2 separate regions of the Homo sapiens genome follow, and region 1 is linked to region 2. A link is a loop called in an ENCODE intact Hi-C map of the cell type or tissue named here. Cell type or tissue: IMR-90. All regions are shown on one strand. Links, peaks and the distances in the headings refer to the core of each region. The heading gives the core; the rest is flanking DNA.

Region 1 (10,138 bases), core at 1,152-9,151, 76 kb before region 2:
AGCATGTTCCTGAGGTTTTATCTGCCAAACAAATCTTCCCATCAGCAGAAGAAAACTAGGAACTATTTTCTCATGACCAAAGAGTCCCTGTGTGACCAATAGTCCCTCTCACAGTGTCAATTTTGTGAAGTCACCGTAAGAAAAGAATTCCAGACAAAAGATAGGCAATAGCAATAAGTCCGATGATGAAATTGAACCAAACTTCTGTTTTGTTTCTCACTGACAATATTCTGTACCACATTTTCTAATACTGAGCTAACAGTGGGATTCATGTGGATGGATGGGATAAAAATTAATTTCTTTTTTTATTTTCAAAAATGACCATAAGATGGTTTTAAAGTGCTGATAATGTCCTGTTGCTGATCTGCACAGGCTATCTAGACTACGGCAGCATAAGTAATCACTTTGACACTTACCTAAAGAATTGTGTGGTTGGCAAAATGAGAAAGAAAAAGAGGTGGTGGCTTCTTTAATCAGTCTTCAATAGAACAGCTAGAATGATGTAACAAAGCCTTACCAAATTATTTGTTCTTTTGTTTTTTTGGGGTTTTTGTTTTGTTTTGTTTTGTTTTGTTTTGTTTTTGAGACGGAGTCTCGCTCTGTCGCCCAGGCTGGAGTGCAGTGGTGCGATCTCGGCTCACTGCAAGCTCCGCCTCCCAGGTTCACGCCATTCTCCTGCCTCAGCCTCCTGAGTAGCTGGGACTACAGGCGCCCGCCACCAAGACCAGCTAATTTTTGTATTTTTAGTAGAGACGGGGTTTCACCCTGTCAGCCAGGATGGTCTGGATCTCCTGACCTCGTGATCCGCCCGCCTCGGCCTCCCAAAGTGCTGGGATTACAGGCGTGAGCCACCGCGCCCGGCCCCAAATTATTTGTAACAAGGTTAAAAGTAGTTTTTACAACAGATCTTCTTTCGAAACAGTGATGTCATTAGGCATTCTGTTTAATGCCACATAGAAAACTACGAATAAAACCATAAATTATTCACAGATGATAATAAATATTTAAAAAGTAATAATGACAATGTTGGAATAATTATAAGTGTACCTACAATTGAGGGCTCATGAAACTCTTTCCACTTCCAGCTGTGCATAATCACAGAACATGGGGCACTAAAGTTATCTGGTACTGTGGTAGAGACAGGTAGGGCTTGCTGACTATCCATGTGCGCTCCTACATTTCCCAGCTTCCTTTGCACTTAAGATTGAGGTCATATGACTAGTTCTGACCAATGGACTTTGATACAAAGTAACCGTGTCACTTCTTGACTGAGGCAGTTAAGAGCCAGTGTGCTTCATTCTTCACTCTCTTCCCTTTTCTTCCCCTGCCTCAGCAACACTGAGAGCCACATGTTCCAGATGGTATACTGACACAGACAGGGAAGCTGCTGAGTCACAATGAACTTTACATGAGTGAGAAGAAAACTTTGCTGTGTTAAGCTAATGAGATGTCATGGGTTGATGTTGCAGCACTAGGGTTAGTTACCCTGACAAAAAAAAAGGCTGTATGTTAATGTGTTTGCTGTGGCCTAGAACTTAAATTTAAGCTGCTGACACTAGGCTTCTAAAAATAGCATTAGAGGAAAAATAATATTCCTTTTTTTGTCTATTTAAATGTTCTCACTTTTCCTGGTCCTGCACAGTCTAAAGCAGTGGTTCTCAAAGTGTAGTTCCCAAGACCAATAGCATCAGCATCACCTGAAGACTTGTTAGAAACATAAATTCCCAGGCCCTGCCTGAGGCCTGCTGAATCAGAAACTCTGGCAGTGGGTCCTAGCAATCTGCATTTTAACACATCTTCCTGGTAATTCTGGTGGAATTGGTCTAAGGCAACCTTTCCTTGAGTCCACCTGAATGTGATGCTCTTCCTTGAGTCCACCTGAATGTGATTCTCATGCAGCTAATTTCTCCCTTTATATCACATGCGGTCAGCAGACAACTTATGTTCAAATTCCTACTTTTTATGCCCCTCATTTTTTTTCAAACATCAGCTTTTACAGTGATTAATTGCACATAGCCTTGCTATATAGATCAGAGATAACTGCAAATTCTTTGTCATGCCCCCACTGAAAGGTGGAATCTGTTTCTCCACCCCCTTAAATATAAGTTGGGCCTGTAACTGCTTTGGCCATTGGAATGTGGCAGAAGTGAAGCTGTGCCAGTAAGCCTAGACTTTAAGAGGACTGGCAGCTTCCATGCTATGAGGAGGCAAAAGCAGCCTCAAGGAGAATTAAGACCCCCAGCTGACAGCCCCAACTGAGCTACCAGCTGTCAGCTAGCATCAACCATCCACTATGTAAGTATGCCATCTTACATGCCCTGGGCCAGTTGAGCTGAGATTGCTACAGCCCCAGATGACTTTATGTGGAGCAGAAGAACCTCCCAGTTGAACACAGTCAGCCCAGAGATTTAGGAGATATAATAAAATGGCTATTGTTTTAAACCACCAAGTTTGAGGGGAAGAGGAAAGATATAAAGCAATAGAGAATCAAACATTCACTTTTATTGTTTTTGAAAAGTACTATTAAAGTCAAATTTTAATAGGTTCTACTTACCAAAAATTTCTCTCTGGTTCAAACAAACTAACTTAACATGGCTCCTTGCAATGACCTTTTCCTAATATTTCCCTCTCCTTTGGCTTACATTAAAAAAAATGTAAGTTGTTTCTCCAACCTTGGCTCTGGAAGCTTGTAGTAATTTTACTACCTATCCCATGGGTGTCAAATAGACATCTGAGTCTTTGTCTTCTACATCCATAACTGTTAAGGCGAAATACAAAGAAATGGAAGCAAGAAGTTCATAATCTCGTCAGAGAATTTCAATAGAGTTTAGTTAAGGGAGGAGTCAGATTTTTGCAACCTAAATAAAAATTCTCCTTTCCACATTTATCCCTAAATGTAGTAACCAAACAAGATCAAGAACATGATTACCAGAAAGTTTACAGCTGCAAAAGCATTATCCTAGTTCTGAATTTCTTTGGGAAAACACATACTTGCAAAATGAAAGATAAACTAATATTAAGTGATCATAGCTATTAACTGATAGCTGAAGACAGCTTGGGCAGGTTGATGTTCACAAATATGTTACAGCACTTAGGAATCAATTATTTAAAGCTAAGAGTCAAAAGCTAAGTATTCAAAGTATAAGTACATGCCGAGAGGCTACAACTAGCAAAAGAGCAACTTGCAAAGACCTCTAACCCAGAAAAATTATATGGGCAGTAAATTTTAGAGGGTGAGGAGCATACCCGTATCTCTCTATCTCCAGAACCCAGCAAAGTGTTCGGTATATAAAAGTGGCAAACATGGTGAAACCTCGTCTCTACCAAAAATACAAAAAAAAATTAGCTGGGCATGGTGGTGCGCACCTGTAGTCCCAGCTACTCAGGAGGCTGAGGCAGGATAATCGCTTGAACCTGGATTCACTTGAACCCAGAGGTTGTAGTGAGCCGAGATCACGCTGCTGCACTACACCTTGGTGACACAATGAGACTCCGTCTAAAAAAAAAAAAAAATGGTGTCTGGGTATGTGTTTATGAACGAACAAATGAATGACAGTCATAGCAAAGAAAGAAGCAAAAGAGGCCAAAGTGGAAGTAAAGAAGTGATAAAGAAGAATTTCAAATATAAATACCTCCAAGCACAAGCATCACTAAATGTCTTAAAGGTGCTTTCTCAACTAAAAGCAATTGGGATACAAACCTTAGTCATGTAAATAGCAGCGGCTAAACAGGCTCTGCAGCTTTGAGCTTCCCAAAGCAAGTCAGGTCTGGGAAGAGGAAAAACAAGGCTTTCAGCACCTTAAAAAGTGCTAAAGAAAGGGCAGGTCTCAAACTCCGTTTTGGTCAGTCTTTCAATCTTTGAAAGAATGGAGTCAGTAGTCATGTTATAACAAGATGGGTCATCTGGTATTAACAAAGTTAATTCTATATGTACATAGAAGCCTCTGTCTACCTGAAATTTTTAATATATCAAAATTCTTAATGATAACTTTCAAATATTAATGTTTCCACCAAAACGGATGCATTTTCACTTAGGACAATAATCATTGGTGACAGTCATAATTGTTATGTTCTGGCCGTCAAGACACCTAATTATGTTTTACTGCCTCAATTTTTCATTATTTGACTTTACATAAGTATATTAAGTAATTGTTCATTTTCTTGCTATAATTCTCAGAGGCCGTCCTACCAAGTATATGTATAGAAACAAATAGCCCCTCAAGTGTCTGATTGCCTAATTCTCATTATTTAGCAATACTTTCTGAAATAAAAATGAGTACAAAGACACTAATAAATAAAAATTTAAAAATAACATTTCAATAAGTGAAACTCAAATCTTTGTTTTTCACATCATCCAAAAAAAGGCTCTATAAATGCATTAGGTTATATATATTTGCCATGTTTTACAATATACAAAATCAGACTCAAATTTGGACTTGTAAGGGAACTTTTTTTTACAAGCTTGTCCAAATCCTCATTCACAGATGGAAAAATCTGAGGTTTATAGAGTTGAAATAACTTAGCCTCATTAAAGTAAATGTTTACCCAAGCACCATTGTTAATGGTTAGACTCATCCATTCAATAAACATATATCTAGCAGGCAGCTGGGGACCAGGCACTCTACCCGCCCTGGGTCCTGCCCTCAAGGCACTCAGTTTAGGAATCGGCCCACATGAAAATGACAATTCAATTCTGGGTCACAGCTTCTGTAAGAAAAGTTAAGTGGTATCAATAGCAAGAGAGCAAATTCAACTGGGTCAGGGGATTAGATGGGGGAAGATGCTGGAGAAGGCTTCACAGAGGAGATTTAAGCTATAGATTAAAAGTGCATACAGGTGGCACACTATCCCCACCTCAGTGGAGTCTCAGTTAACCCAGCAAGTCCATTTCACAGGTCAGATAAGAAGACTGTGTGAGAGTTCCTGTTTTTACAAGAGAAATCATGCCTGTAATAGAGTCATGTGGGAAGGAAAATTGCATCACTGTTATTACATCCTCTTATAAATATTGTTTATATATACATCCAATTACTTCTTATTATGGTCATTGAATTGTCTTTTACAGCAATTTACTTTTAGTTGTTACAATATCATTATGTTGAAGTCGGAAGAAAGAAAACCGTTCTCCCTTATTGAAACTCAGACATTGTAACGTGGAGTGATTTTCCCAAGAATCTGGTAAGTCAGCAGCACCAGAGTGTCAAACTTCAGGGTCTGTTTCTAATCTACTGAATCATACTGCCTCTTGGAAATGGGCCTCCTTTTGGATGTCTGACTGGATAAGATTAGGTAATAACACAATAACTAGCAAACACCAAGAGCTAATTAGTACATGCCCTGTGAAGGTGTTTCAGATGTGCTTTATTTTGAAAGAGGAATGGGAAGCTGCCAAGCCTCACACAAATCATGTTTATTCCTGTATTTAAGCTGAATTATACACAATTTTTAGTACATTTTTAAGTATTTTCCCACTGCACCTCCACCATACCTCTTCTCATGTGAGTAGATTAAAGACACATTGTTGAAAGTTCACTTGGGGCTGAAGAAGAAGAAAATATATTCAATGACAAGGAAATACAGGAAGTGCCAACCTAGTATAATTTAACATTTATAGGTATCAAAGTCTGATAAGAGCTTCAAATTTCCACACTCTGCCCAGAGAAAAATACTATCTTTTTGCTTAATCTGCCTTTTATGCTGTGCCTGTAAAATACAGAATAAAGTGTTAGTCGATGTAAACAATTAAAAAGTGCACAACTCAAAAATTTTTTTGAGATGGAGTCTTGCTGTGTTGCCCAGGCTGGAGTGCAGTGGCACAATCTCAGCTCACTGCAACCTCTGCCTCCCAGGTTCAAGCAATGCTCTTGCCTCTCAGCCTCCCGAGTAGCTGGGATTACAGGCACACGCCACCATGCTTGACTAATTTTTGTATTTTTTTAGTAGAGACGGGGTTTCACCATGTTGGCCATGCTGTCTCGAACTCCTGACCTTGTGATCTGCCTGCCTCGACCTCCCAGAGTACTGGGATTACAGGTGTGAGCCACTGTGCCTGGCCAATTCAAATTTTAAAAGGAATATGATATAGCCAATTGGAATGTCTACATTGACCAAATTAATGAGATTATTGCTAAATCATTTTCCTTTGTTCTTTCTGGGGATTCTCCTAAGCATGGGCATTTATGGAATGAACTTGTAACCACAGAAGATAACAAACATTTAACTCCTCAAATGGTCAACATTTATGTGTACACTCAAAAAGAAAAAACTTGTAAGCTGGCCTGATGCCAATGTCAAATACTCGGCTACACACCCTCCTAACATTAGCGCATGCCGCCCCTCCACTCTGTCACTATGTGGCTGACACCATGTGCCCATTGGTCGTAGGGTTGTAAGTAAGAGAACAGAGCTCATCCAACACAAACCATCTCCATAAACAACTCAAGTTTATCTTTACAAGCTGTAGGACTTCTCAGAAGAGCACAGAATAAAATCAACAATAGCAGCTTTGAATAGGATTTTCAATAGCAAGACTATACATAGCAATAGAGATATAGACTTTAGTAAGATCAAACCTGTTTAAGAACATTGGTTAGGCAAACTGGGGCATGGTGTGGGTGTCCGCGTTTGCTCCTTCAGGTAGAGCAGTTATACCCCACCCATCTGGGAATAAGTAAAGAGGAATGCAATTCCCTATTCTGCATTTATCAAATTGTTTTTTTCTGGGGGAAAGGATGAACTTTTAGCTGGTGGCCACACAAAAAGCCACTAGTGTGAGGTGTCTATGTTACTTATCATTTGAGTAGAAAACGAATCTAATTGGAGAATGCCAACCATTTCTATGCGATGGAGGTTTAGTGTTGCCAGCTCGCTAACCTTCTCAAGAGAAGCCAGAAATTCAGATGTTTGTTGTAAAGTCTCCTGATTTATTTTAACATCAAAAATCCAAACAAAACAGGTCAATATACTTAATTTGGCCCATTGGCCACCAGTTTAAGATGTATTACATACATAGGAATTATCATTCACTGAATTATGAATGCAGTGAATCATTAATGTATAATGAATATACATTTATCTGAATGTATAATGAATATACATTTATCTGACAAATTCCTACATATTTATGATTATCCCTATATTAGTTTAATTCTATGCATAATTTTCTCGAGTTAACTGGCGGCAATCCCACTATATGTTAACTAAAGAAGATCCAGCTATGAATAAGGTAACATTTCTAACATCAAAAAGACACAGTGTAATGGTGAATAAAAGTCAGGAGGTAAGGAGTGTTACAATAGAGTGAGGAGTGTTACAATAGAGAAATATATTCAGGATGAACAAGGATAAATTGATAGGGGTAATGATGCCAGATGAAGTTGGAAAGACCAGGTAACAAAGGCCTTATGTGTCATGGTGATGAGGATACCAGCAGCTATCACTGCTGAACACAGATAATGCATGAAGTGCTGTGCTTACACTGTAAATACATTACCCAACATAACTCTCGCACCAACCAACTCAGGAAGAGATTATCATTATCTCCATTTTATAAGTAAGAAATTTGAAGATTGGAGAGGTCAAGTAAACTGTCCAAGGCCATAGCTGTGTGTGGCAGAGTCAGAATCTGGGCTCAGAGCATTTATCTAACTCTAAAAACCGTGCTTTCAGCCACCATGAGTTTGCCAAAAGAATTGAGATTTCAGCCTATAAGTAATGAAAGCAAATGAAGAATCTTAGACCTGCATTATTCTATTCTGTTCTCACAAGATTCTGTGATCTAAATAATGAAAAGTATGATAACTTTTATATCTGAAGAAATCAAGAAAGGTTAAGCAATTTAAAGCAAGAGAAACAACGGGTTCCTGGCACCCAAATAGCTCAATCTCCAGCCCAGGAATAATGTTGATTTCACATGGTTGGCAAATATTACTTTCCAAATACTTGATATGCTTTCAACAACCACACTTCTTCAAATTCAGAAGTTCCAAGAGCATATTCCCAATTAAATCCTCTCCCCAGTAGAACCCTAGCTATTTCTAGCCAAGTGGTTCCTAATTTAGGATGTCAATCTAAGAAATACAAAATGACTACTGTGACAAAGAAGAACAGCCATCATCAACTTCTCCACAGCCAACTGTGTGTGCTGAACTACAAACTCCATTTGAATATCAATATGAAATAATGGTACACTAAGACTTTTCTTTTGTGTACTAGTAACCCTTTTTATTCCTTGCAATGGATGTAAAGCATTTAAGCAATCAACTTTCTAGGTTCTAGCCACATTTTATTTATGTCTGATGAGAGTTTGCCCTCCCACCCTCTTAAAGTTTTACTGCAATAAAAATTTAATACCACTTCTATTGTTCAGGTCAAAATTAGTAATTAGAAGGGGAATATTATTTATAACAGTGACATAACATGGTCGGACCTAGAATATGACAAAGATAATTATCTACTTACAGAAGAAAATAGTCGCATAAATGGAGCTATATCCTGGCCACTTTTGTTCCCCAGATATGCCACAAAACTGATTATGTCATCTTAATGCTTTCCAGAATGAAAAAAATACAGCAACTTTCTTCATAAAAAATAAACATAACAGCAACGACTTGTTAAGCACACACACACATATATATACATATACATATATATATGTATATATATACACATATATATATGTGTATATATATATGTTACAAGGACATTGTGAGAAAGCTATACTACCCCAACTTTTTCAGAGGAGAAAACTAAAACTCAGAGAGGTTAAATTTTCCAAGATTAGGTAACTAGTAAGTGGAGATCTAGGAATTGAACCCAGAAAATGCTGACTCCTAGACACTAAGCCCTAAAACACTAGGAAGTCTTAGGCATTGGAGAGAGAAATAAAGGGAGAATGCAAGAGGTAGTGATAAAAGGAGCTTGAAGTTTATATGAGACTTTATATAGGAAGATCTTAGAGAATGGAGATTATTAAACTAAATAAGCATAAAATGTAGATATGGCAAGAAATCAAATAAAATATAAAGAGAAATTATAGAATGGGAATGATATTTGCAAAATAGATGACATACAGCAAACCAGGAATAGAGGAGAACTTCCTGAAAATTATAAAGAACTTCTACAGAAGACCCACAGCTCACTTCATACATATAGGTGAAAATCTGGACACTTTCTCCTTTAAATTAGGTGCAAGGTGAGGATGCCTCCTCTCACCACTCCTTTAAGCATTGTACCAGAAGTCCTAGTTTGTGCAATAAGACAAAAATAGGAAATAAAAAATAAACAAATTATAAATGAGGAAATAAAACTGTATTTACAAATAGCAATGATTGTCCATGTAGAAAATCCCAAAGAAACAACAATAACAACAAAATTCCTGGAACTAATAAGCAAGTCCAATTCTTTTTCTGTATAAAAGCAATGAACAATTGGAATCTGAAGCTTAAAAAATAATACCATTTAAAATAGCACCCAAAAAATAAAATAAAATACTTATGTATATATACAAAATCTATATATCAAAAAATATGAAATTCTGATGAAAGAAATAAAAACCATCTAAATAAATGGAGAAATATTGTGTTTATGAATTAAAACACACATTGTTAAGGTATCAATTCTTCCCAACTTGGCCTGTAACTTTAAAGCAACCCCAACCAGAATCCCAGCAAGGTATTTCGTCTCTATTGAAAAACTGACTCTACAGTGTATATGGTAAGGCAAAAGACCTAGAATTGCCACCACAATAACTAAAGAAGAAGAACAGTGTTGGAGGACTTAATATAAAGCCTTAATATAAAGCTATAGAGATCAAGACAATGTGTTATTACAAAAATAATAGACAATGCAACAGAATAGAGAGTACAGAAATAGACCTACATAAATATGATCATTTTATCTTTGAGGAAGAAGCAAAGGCAATTCAATGAAAAAAAGGATTGTCTTTTCAATAAATGGTGCTGAAACAGTTAGATAACCATATGTTAAAAGAAAAAAAAGAACCTAAATTCATACGTCATACCTTTCATAAAATTAATTCAACTGGATCCCAGACTTAAATGTAACATTCAAAATTATAACACTTCTAAAAGAAAACATAGGAAAATACCTGTGTTCTTGGGTTTAATGATGAACTTCA
Region 2 (10,138 bases), core at 1,529-9,528:
TAAACCACTCCAAACAGCAAGAGCCACTCTCAACATTCTCTTTCCTTTGAGATTGACTCAATATCCCTCATGCTACAGTGTGTCCTACTTAACACCCACAACAAAAGTAGCAGCAAATGCGTAACACACCAGAAAGTACACAGCTATGCCAGGGATATTGCTGATCTCGTCAAATTATTTTAACAGTGGACTTTTTTTCTATGAAAATCCTCCCTGAAACTCAATATGTAAAACAGAGTTTAAAGAGACAAATGGGTTTCATGGGCAGTTTACATCTTAGTTGATTTAAGGAAAATGCTTCTCATTTTTTGCAGAAAGGCTGAAGCACCTGTAAAAGCTCCTAGAGTCACTTAGAAGACATTTAAGTCATGAAGACACTGGTGAGTAGCTCTCCTGCAAATTCATGTTCTCCAGCCGTAGCTGCTGCTAACCTTTGGCTGGCTTCCTTCCTCCTCCACACAGTGGCTGTTTCAAAATTGTTCTTTCAAGTCCTACCTGTTCTTCAACCCCTTACTCCCTGAAGAGTATAAGGACTCCACAACCACGAGGGTCAGGCCTTAACAATATAACTACCAAGGCTTCTTTCCTCCCTCCTCAAGGTATAATGCTCCATACCCCACCCATTCTGAGCTCCTTTTCTATTGTTTTAGTGTTTTCCCAACACCAGGCATTCAAATATTACCTCCATGACTTTTGCCACATCTGTATTATTATATTTTTTATCAATTTAAGTTTTCTTTTCTAATCAATATTAGTTTTCTTTGTATCAATTTAATTTGCATTAAAACCTTTCATTGGAAAATGTTAAACATATATAAAAGTAGAGAGAGTAATATAAATTATGTACCCATGTACCGGTCAGCTTCAACAATGACCCATGACCAGCTTCAACTTATGACCAATCATTTCTTCATTTATATCAACTCACTTGCCCCCACTTCCAAATATTTTGAATTAAGTCCCAGTCATAGCACTGCATCAATAAATATTTCATTATGTATCTCTGAAAGATAATGGCTTTTTAAAACTTTTTTTAAAAAAACTAGCAGATAAGGAAAAAGGATAGATACAAAAGTAAGGAAGGACCATAATCCGGGGAGTAAAACAGCATCCCAAGTGAGAGGAAAAACCAGAAAGGTGAGAGACAAGCAAAGAAAAGTAGGTCTAGGCTGGCCAGGAAAGTCTCCAAAGATTAAGAACAATAGGCCTGGTGCCAGGAAAACTTTGGGTACAGGTGAGGGCTGGTCCATGAAGTATTGGTAGGACTTTGGGGAAAATGACAGTGCCATTGGTGGGTAGGAAGGATGCCTAGGAATAGGGATGGAAAAAAGGGAAGCAGAGAAACTGGTTCATGCCTGGGGACTGATATACGAGTGCTAGACAAGTGATTCTACAATCAGAAAAATACCAAAGAGAACTGAAAGGGACTGGAGACAGAGAGATGGTAATGGTGGTAGTAGCTGGGGGAATGGTGTGTCTGGGAAAGCATAGAGCTGGGACCTGAGACTCAAATGGGGTGCTGGTTTGGGGAAGGGTTGTTAGGAAATATAGGGTGAAGTGGGCTTGAGAAGGGACACTGCGGGGACTGAGGGAAGGGTGGGTACAAAAGGATGAATGTTGTATATTGGTGAGGGCTGAGGAGAGGCCCACAGCATGTGACTGTCTACCCTAAATGGGTCGTGATCTTGGCCTAAGGCAAAGCACCTCTGCATACCACCAATGACCTCCTGCCTGGGGAATCCAGTGCCCTTTAGTCCTCACTCTACTCATCTCTCTGTAACATTTCACTTTCTTGCTCACCACCTTCTTCCTTTGCACTTTTGATTTCCATGACACTGTAGATTTCTCAGTCTTTGGATTCTCCTTATACCTCCCCAACTTGTTCTCCTTAGTCCTTGGGCGAGCATTCCTCCTCTTCCACCTGCCCTTCTGGGGCAGATGTTCCTAGGGTTACATACTTCCTGTTTAGCCTTGTCTATTGCCACATCTATAGGGTGGTTACGAAATTTATATCTCTAGTCCTATCTGCTATTTTAAGCCTAGAACCCAAATTTCTGTCTATTGTACAACTGTCTCCACACTGATGTGCTGCAGATATCTTCAATTCAACGTATTCAAAAACAAAAACTCAATTTTGTCTTTCTGTCCCACAGATCTAGTCCTCCCATTTTCCTTGCCTTGGTCACAACATCGCCAATCACCCAGCTGCTAAATGAGAAAACTTGGAATCAGTTTTGATTCCTCCCTCTTCTTCACTCACTAACGTAGGCATGTTTGTGGCCACCCAGCATCTTGTGAACGTGCATTCTGTGTTTGAAGAATTTCTCATACTGTGAATCCTGTCCCTTCAATATGTGGGTACTATAGCCTACCCAAATTAATACATAAAATCAGTCATCACAGATAGTGACTCTGACAAAGGAAAATAATATGGGCCCTTGTCCTTGATTAATAAATGTCTAGTTAGGAAGATGCTTACATAAATAAACAACTATAAATCAAGTTATGAGCCTTGTGGTAGGTTCCATAGCAGTTATAAACAAAGGGCTTTGGAAATGGAGAGGAAGGAATAATTACTTGACTAGGGATAGTGAGATTAATATTTAAATCATGAAACTTTAAGTGAAGTATATTACCCTCATAATGTTGTTGGGCCTCATCCAATCATTTGAGGGCTTTAATAGAATAAAGGCTGAGAATAAAGGCTGACCTTCCCTAAGGAAGAGAGAATTATGTCTCCAGACTGTCTTCAGACTTAAGCTTCAACCTCAACACTTCCCTGGTTTATTTTTGTAGAGACAGGGTCTTGCTTTGTTGGCCAAGCTAGTCTCAAACTCCTGGCTTCAAGCGATCCTCTCACATCGCCCACCCAAAGTGCTGAGATTACAGGTGTGAACCATCATGCCTGGCTTGCATAATTTGGATTTGCCAATCTCCGCATCTACATGAGCCAAATCCTTAAAACAAATCAAGATAGATAGGCTGGGTGTGGTGGCTCATGCCTGTAATCCCAGCGCATTGGGAAGTGAAGGCAGGAGGATTGCTTTAGGCCTGGAGTTCAAGACCAGCCTAGGCAACACAGCAAGACCTCCCTCTCTACAAAAAAAAAAAAAAAAAAAAAAAAAGTTTAATTACCCAGATGTAGTGGCACACACCTGTAGGGCTAGTTATTCTGAAGGCTGAGATGGAAGGACCACTTGAGCCCAGGAGTGAAGGCTACCGTGAGCTACGATTGCACCACTGCACTCCAGCCTGGGTGACAGAGCAAGACCCTGTCTCTTAAAATTTTTTAATTAAAAAAAGATAGATGGATAGATAGATACACACACACTATTGGGGCATGTGCATGTATGCACATACACACACACATAGACACACACACACACACACACACATAGACACACACACACACACACACACACACATACATACACACATGCTTTCCAGTCTCCACAATCACATAAGCCAGTTTCTTAAAATAAATCTTAAATTCTTAAAATACACATATATTTGTGTATATATGTGTAATATAAACATATTTTATATACATACACACATATATATGTATATATACACACCTGTCTTCCCATGTGTATGTATACATATATACATACACCAATGTATACATATATACATACAGCTCTTGGTTTACATGTATACATACATGAAGACGGAATCAACAGGATGTGTGTGTATGTGTATACATATATATACACATCTGTATATACACATACACACACATACACACATATACATCTGGTTATACACATGCACATATATACATATATACATCCGTATATACACATACATACACGCATACATCCTGTCGATTTTGTCTTCATGTATGTATACATGTAAACCAAGAGCCATATGTAAAAATGTATACATTGGTGTATGTATATATGTATATATACACACAGGAAGACAGGTGTGTGTATATATATACATATGTGTGTGTGTATATATAAAATATATTTTATACATATACACACATGTGTATATATTTAAGTTAAATATATGCATATATGTATTTACATACACATTTACTATGCATATGTATATAAATATGTAAATTAATATACATATATGTTTAATTATATATACATGAACAATTAAAAATTAACTGGGCATGTGCATACATACACATATTATACACACACACACACACACACACACACACACACACATAATCCTATTGGTTCTGTTTCTCTGAAGAACCCTGACTAATACAGGGTTCCTTACTAGTCCAGTGGGTGGGTTCCCATATCAGATGTTTAGTAACTGCTCCATGAATGGATGGAGCTGGAAGGGAATATGGAGCAGGAGAAGTTGAAAAATGTGAGGCAGTAGGGCACAGGGACCAGGAGTCAGGGTAAAGTTCTAGCGGGGTGGAGCATGATTCTCAAGGTGAGACTTCAAGAATCCTGCTTCTTATTCCGTTTTCCTAGACAAGACCCAAGACAGACACTGTTCATTCAGTAATAGAGATAATATATAAGGCCAGAGGTTCTTTTGGCTAGATCTCTAAGAGACCAGGGTTCAGACAGGGTAATGGTGAAGAAATTCCCAAGCAATGAGTCAGGGCCCAGGAAATGCTTCTGCCTGACTAAAATGATGACAGGATCGTTATCAAGATGTGTCTAGATGTGCACGTAAGTTATGAAGCGTAGGCCAGCCATGACCCTCTGTCCTTCCCACCTGTGCCGCCTACATCTTCCCTCACACTCTCTCCCTGACACCTTTATTCCCAGAGATGCTCTTTACCTCTGACTGCCTTTCCCCAGCTAGAGTGGCCTGTCAGCTGCTGTGGGTTCCTGGCATTGCCCAGCCAGGGCTGCATTTAAAAGCCATTTCACTCTCTAGTCTGTGCAAATACAGGAACTGTGTAAGCAAGTTTTTTTTTTTTTTAAGGGAAAACTATAAAATGTGGACAGTAAATTACATTGCTGTTTTTCCCCTCCCAGTGCAAAATGGCAGGCTGTTAAGTGGTTTGGAGCTAAGTCAGTGTTTCAGATTAAAGGGAGTCAAATCTAAACCTCACATTACTTCAAGAGCATGAAAAAGATATAGCCTTAAATAGTCCCTATAACTGACAGAGGGAAAGGAGGCTGATTGTCAGTTATTACTGCTAATTTTGTATTTGCAGATAGGTGGAAGGTCTCTGGATCTTTTTAAGCACAGGTATGCCCATTTTAAACTAGGCCAATTTAGGAAAACCTAGTCTAGCAAATCAGAAAGTTTAGCAAGTGATTCTTCACATTTCAAAGAATTCTTCACTTCGAAAGCAATTAAGACCATCTCTATGATTAGTAATGGTTTAAAAGTCTGCCACAAATGTATTCCTAATGATCCATCAGAAAAGTATTTCCCTTACTGAAGGGCCCTGGTAATTATTTAGAGACTATAATGAGCCATATCCACATTGCATTATTTAAAACATGTATTTACTGGAAGACTATATTTGACAAAGGATTTCCTACACCTATAAAATTGGCCCCACTGTCAGATTAAATTGTAAAAGGAAAATAAAAAGAAAATACAGAATATAACCTTAAGCACAAGATTGCTTGAAATTCAAATATAATACCCCTATTACCTATTTTTACATGGCATTAACTTTAAACAAAGGATTGAGTACCTGACATTATAGGAACCTGAATATAAATTTGTTTATCCCACAGATGTAGTTTTATTGCTTACTATATGTAAAGCACTGTGTTATCCCCTAAAGTAGATAGAAAATGAAGGTGATGCTTTCCCTCCAAGAAAACTGGAGAAATAAGGCATAAATATGAATCACTTAAGAAATAACAGGGCTGGGTGCAGTGACTTAACACCTGTAATTCCAGCACTTTGGGAGGCTGAGGCTGGAGGATCAACTGAAGCCAGGAGTTTGGGACCAGCCTGGGCAACATACTAAGACCCCATCTCTACAAAAAAAAAAATTTTGTTAACTTGCCAGGCATGGTGGTGCATGCCTGTAGTCCTAGCTACTAGGGAGACTGAGGGGGGAGAATTGCTTGAGCCCAGGAGTTCAAGCTTGCAGTAAGGTATGATCACACCACTGTACTCCAGCCTAGGCAATAGAGTTAGATCTTGTCTCTAAAAAAATTTTAATTTTTAAAAATTTAAAAAAACAAATAAGATCAGAAATTATATAATTAAGTGCCACATTGAAAGTCAGACGGTAACTACAACAGGAAAGGGAAAACTTATATGGGCTGAAGTAGTAAGAGATATGAAACCTGATCTAGCTGAGAAACAGATGAGAGGAAGACAGGCAAGAATTTGCCCTGAAACTGGCTCAAAACAAGCTAGAGAAAGGACTTAAAAATGGAAAGAAATAGGCAGAAAGTGCAGAGGTATTAAAAAAGAAAAAAAAAAAAGGTTGTTAGAGAAATCATTATCAAATAGCAAGCAGTGGGAATGAATGGAACAGTACAGAGACAATGGGGAAAAGAGAGTCAGAAATCATAAGAGATAAGAGATCAAACCCTGTCATAGCAAAAGGGATACAGGCTGTCTATCAAAGCCCTATTGTTCAGGCTGACCCTGTCAGCAAGATTCACACTAAAAGGGTATACTACAACTTTTCAGTCTCCAAAGTACTGGCTTGCAAGTGACACTTAAACCTCTTTTAATGATAGACCTAGTTTGAAACTCACAGAACAGTTTTTCATCTTCTCTCTTCATTAACCTGCCTGCACTAGCAGTTTTCTGTCATAAAATGCTTAACAAAGCTTTAACAGGAATGGGAGTGTTCTAGTCTGTTCTCTTCCTCATTACACTCTTAGGAGGTGCTCTCTCTGCCCCTGTAATATATTTCCTTAATACAGTTCCTGACTCCACTGAACTCCCCTTCAATTGTTGGAAACTTTGTTCATGATCATACCAGGGACAATATGTGCTCTTTCATAGTCATAGTAAGGTGACAAGCTTTGAAAAGGATCTGTGGGTTAATTGCCCTAGAATTAAACCTTTAAGGCCCACAGCAGGGGCAGAGCTAAGAGTCATCTCAGCACAAAGAGAATTCACTCTCTGGCAACAGGCTGAGGGGCTAAACCAGGGTTTAAAAGATCCATGCCTACAGGGTGGAGGACAACCCACTTTGTATACCAAATATGCTATTTCTATTTCTAGATTGTGGTGTCTTTTAGTTGCACAGTGCTTTACAACTTTAAAAAAATCCTATCACTTACCTTATCTCATGTTCTAAATGCTTTAAAATAAAAGATGCTTCAAAACTAGAAAATATTAATTTGCCTTACTGTGTTGTAATATATACACAGTATAGAGAATAAGTTTTAAACATACAGCTCAATTAATTTCTACATATATACATATAAATACACACACACACACACACACACACACACACAGATCATTAACCACCATAGGATATAAAGAATTTCCAGGACCCCAAAAGGCTCTCTTGAGTACCTCCCCCAGTAATTTTTTTCCTCACAACATTAAAGCTTTTTAAAATAAAAATTTAAAAATTGTTAATCCAAACATTTCACTGATGTTTAAGGAAGCTGATTTGACTCATTAATATACTTTCAAAGTTTTAAGAAATAATGATAAAAAAAAAAGCCAAAGACTTATATATGTTAATAGTTTCCACCAAAAAGAAATGTACTATCCCTCTCACTAAACCCTAACCTTTTGAACTGACTCATCAGGGACTTTTTAACAATACTAGGAACTATTGGTAACAGGAATAACAAGTACCAGAAGGCAACAGTTAGCTTTTAAAATGTTTAATCCAGAAATATACCCAAATACATAGCCATTACCAACATGTGAAGTCAGCGGAAAGAGGATAAAAGGAGCTAAGCAAGGGGACATCTGGCCTGGCTTTTTTGTGAAGTCTTCTGTTAATTTTTATGCTGGTTTAACTAACGCACATAGCATAGAAATAATATAGTAGCATAAATGTTACCAAGGGCAAGAATCAGAAACAAAAAACAATTCCCAGAAAAGGGAATTTCATACCTTTCTACGAAAGACTAGGTTATTTCAGGCAACTATGGGCTTATAACTATTTAAATAGTTAAACAGGTGGCTTTCTTCTCCTGTAGGCCACAGGCACAAACTACAATGAATATCACTTGTGAAAATCAGGCACAAGTGAATGAAGAAAAGTTTCATAACTGGACAGACAGCACCAAGAGACTTTACCACAATAACTATCCTCATGGTCAGGGTTTAGGCACATTCTGTAATTAATAAAGATTGATGTCTTTAAATTTAATTATCAATTTAAATGAAAGTACAAAAATGAAATCTTTATGAGGGCTGCAATTACATACTTTTGCCTATCATTCAACAGCTGTCTGCAGTACTCTAATGCCAACTTTATTTGTAACAGAATATTATATAATCAAAGTTAGCTTTGTGCAAAAACAATTTAGATTAAGTCTGGAAACTCTAGGTTTATGAGAGTCTCTAACTTTCTCCACTCCCTGAAATAATCTCTATTCAACCTTCACTCTTATAGAGGGTAAGAAGAGGTAAGAGAACCAAGCATGGCTTTTAACTATCACCTGGTCAATAGCATCAAGAAATACTGGAGTCAAAGCAGAAAAAAAACTACTGTCTCTTTGCTACCATTTACCTCTTTGTTCTCATGGCCAATAAAACACACAAATCTAGGTCACTTAAAATCCTCTAATAGCTAAATGCATCTTTAACAGGTAACCAAGTTAAATTATTCCCCTGTCTCCACCTGAGAATAAACCATGATGACTACTAGGTTAGCTTCCCCACAGGTAAACTGAGGAATGGATCATGTATGCTTGGGAAGCTCTTACTCACAGTCTCACGTACACTAATGATGGCTTAGGAGCCTCCAGCACACACACACCTTCTTGTGTTCCAAAAGCTTTACAACAGCATAGCATAGTAGGAGGCAGAATGATAAATCTCAAATCTCACCTTTGACAGTAACTACTTGTATGAATTCAGAAAGGCACCTAAACTCTCTGCCTCAATTTCCTCATCTGTAAATTGGGAATGACACGTAGCAACCTCCCAGAATTGTTGAAATGATTAAATAAACTGAGACATGTAAAGTACTTACAACAGCCCCCAACTAAATAAGACTACACACCAGAATCGTATACTGAAGTACCATTGTGTGTCTGCGTGTAAAGAGTTTGAATGGGGTCTCTGCTCTTTGCTGATTTATCAGACTAAGAAACAGTATGACTTCAGATGCATTCCTTGGGAAACAGACTCTGAGATGAATATTTTCAGGAGGGAAAGTTCTTGGAAAGTATCCTTGGGATCAACAACTATGGAGGAGCACAAGATATAGGAATGGGCACAAGGAGTAGTTGAACTGTATTACAATAGCGACAAAAGACTCAGCCAATCCTACAGGGTTCTCTGGAGCTGGGATGGTCCTTCTGACTTGGACCACCCAAGTCTCAAGGGATTGAGACTTTATAACTCCACATTGACCAGCCATTTGCTGTGGGCTGCCCTCAGGTGGGGGTCATGACCTTGAGTGAATGGGTCCCTTCAGCTAATACCCAGGCAGAGATTCAGCTGAGAACTAGCAGCCATCAGCAGTCCAGCCACTATGGGAATGAGTCCCTCAGTCCTGAAGGGAGGATGTGGACAGCACACCAGATTTATATCCACTTGTACAGAAATACAAGTGGCACAATGGTTGGGCTGTACTTGATCTGGTGTGCTTTCTCTGTGGGGAAGTCTACCAAGATTCTGATTGGTCATCTCTTCCTGCAGAAGTTTATGTGAGAGAGGGAGGTGTTAGTGGGGCAGCTGGTGTCAAGACCACAACTGATACTCAGTGCATTGCTTTCCTACTGTATCTCGACCCTCTTCTTGAGCCCTCATTCTTGACCCTCTTCATCCCAAGCTAGTGTCTCTGCTGGTCAAGGCAGCTTAACTTGGGGGGTGACCCAGACCTCATCACTGCGGGACATGTTCTCAGTCCATGACTTCTATACTTTTCCATTCACTCTCAAAATTGAGCAAAGGAGTACTAAGAAACTCCCGAGTGAGCCACCTAAGTGCCAACCAGATTTTTCCACACCCCCATTGGGTAGCAGCAGCCTTACTATTTTCTTTCAGGACCAATTATCCCTGCCAGGATGGTGACCCCTTCTTT

Evidence for each region. Hi-C counts contacts between places; a loop is a spot of excess contacts. Peaks named below come from ENCODE experiments on the same cell type or tissue, not always from the same donor. Only the 100,000 strongest peaks of a DNase experiment are listed, where the experiment ranks them.
Region 1: a loop joins it to region 2, with 1.9 times the contacts of the local background. A loop is called at or near these places in 2 of 110 quality-filtered maps.

Annotation. Positions count from the first base shown.
Region 1 is chr5:96,138,048-96,148,185 of GRCh38, reverse strand. All of the region lies in intron 1 of LOC101929710 (a long non-coding RNA gene), which reads right to left. It also overlaps a transcript of CAST not described here. Among named protein-coding and RNA genes, the nearest start is that of MIR583, 64 kb to the right of the region's middle. In IMR-90, for the core only: no CTCF peak of the experiment used is centred there; DNase peaks (open chromatin) are centred at 1,355, 4,545, 4,975 and 5,205; H3K27ac peaks cover 2,786 bases.
Region 2 is chr5:96,062,643-96,072,780 of GRCh38, reverse strand. All of the region lies in intron 1 of LOC101929710 (a long non-coding RNA gene), which reads right to left. It overlaps LOC105379096 (a long non-coding RNA gene), which reads left to right and starts at 314. Exons shown (of 4, transcript XR_001742447.2): 1 at 314-380. It also overlaps a transcript of CAST not described here. RefSeq lists an enhancer at 6,423-7,325. In IMR-90, for the core only: no CTCF peak of the experiment used is centred there; a DNase peak (open chromatin) is centred at 4,600; H3K27ac peaks cover 2,401 bases.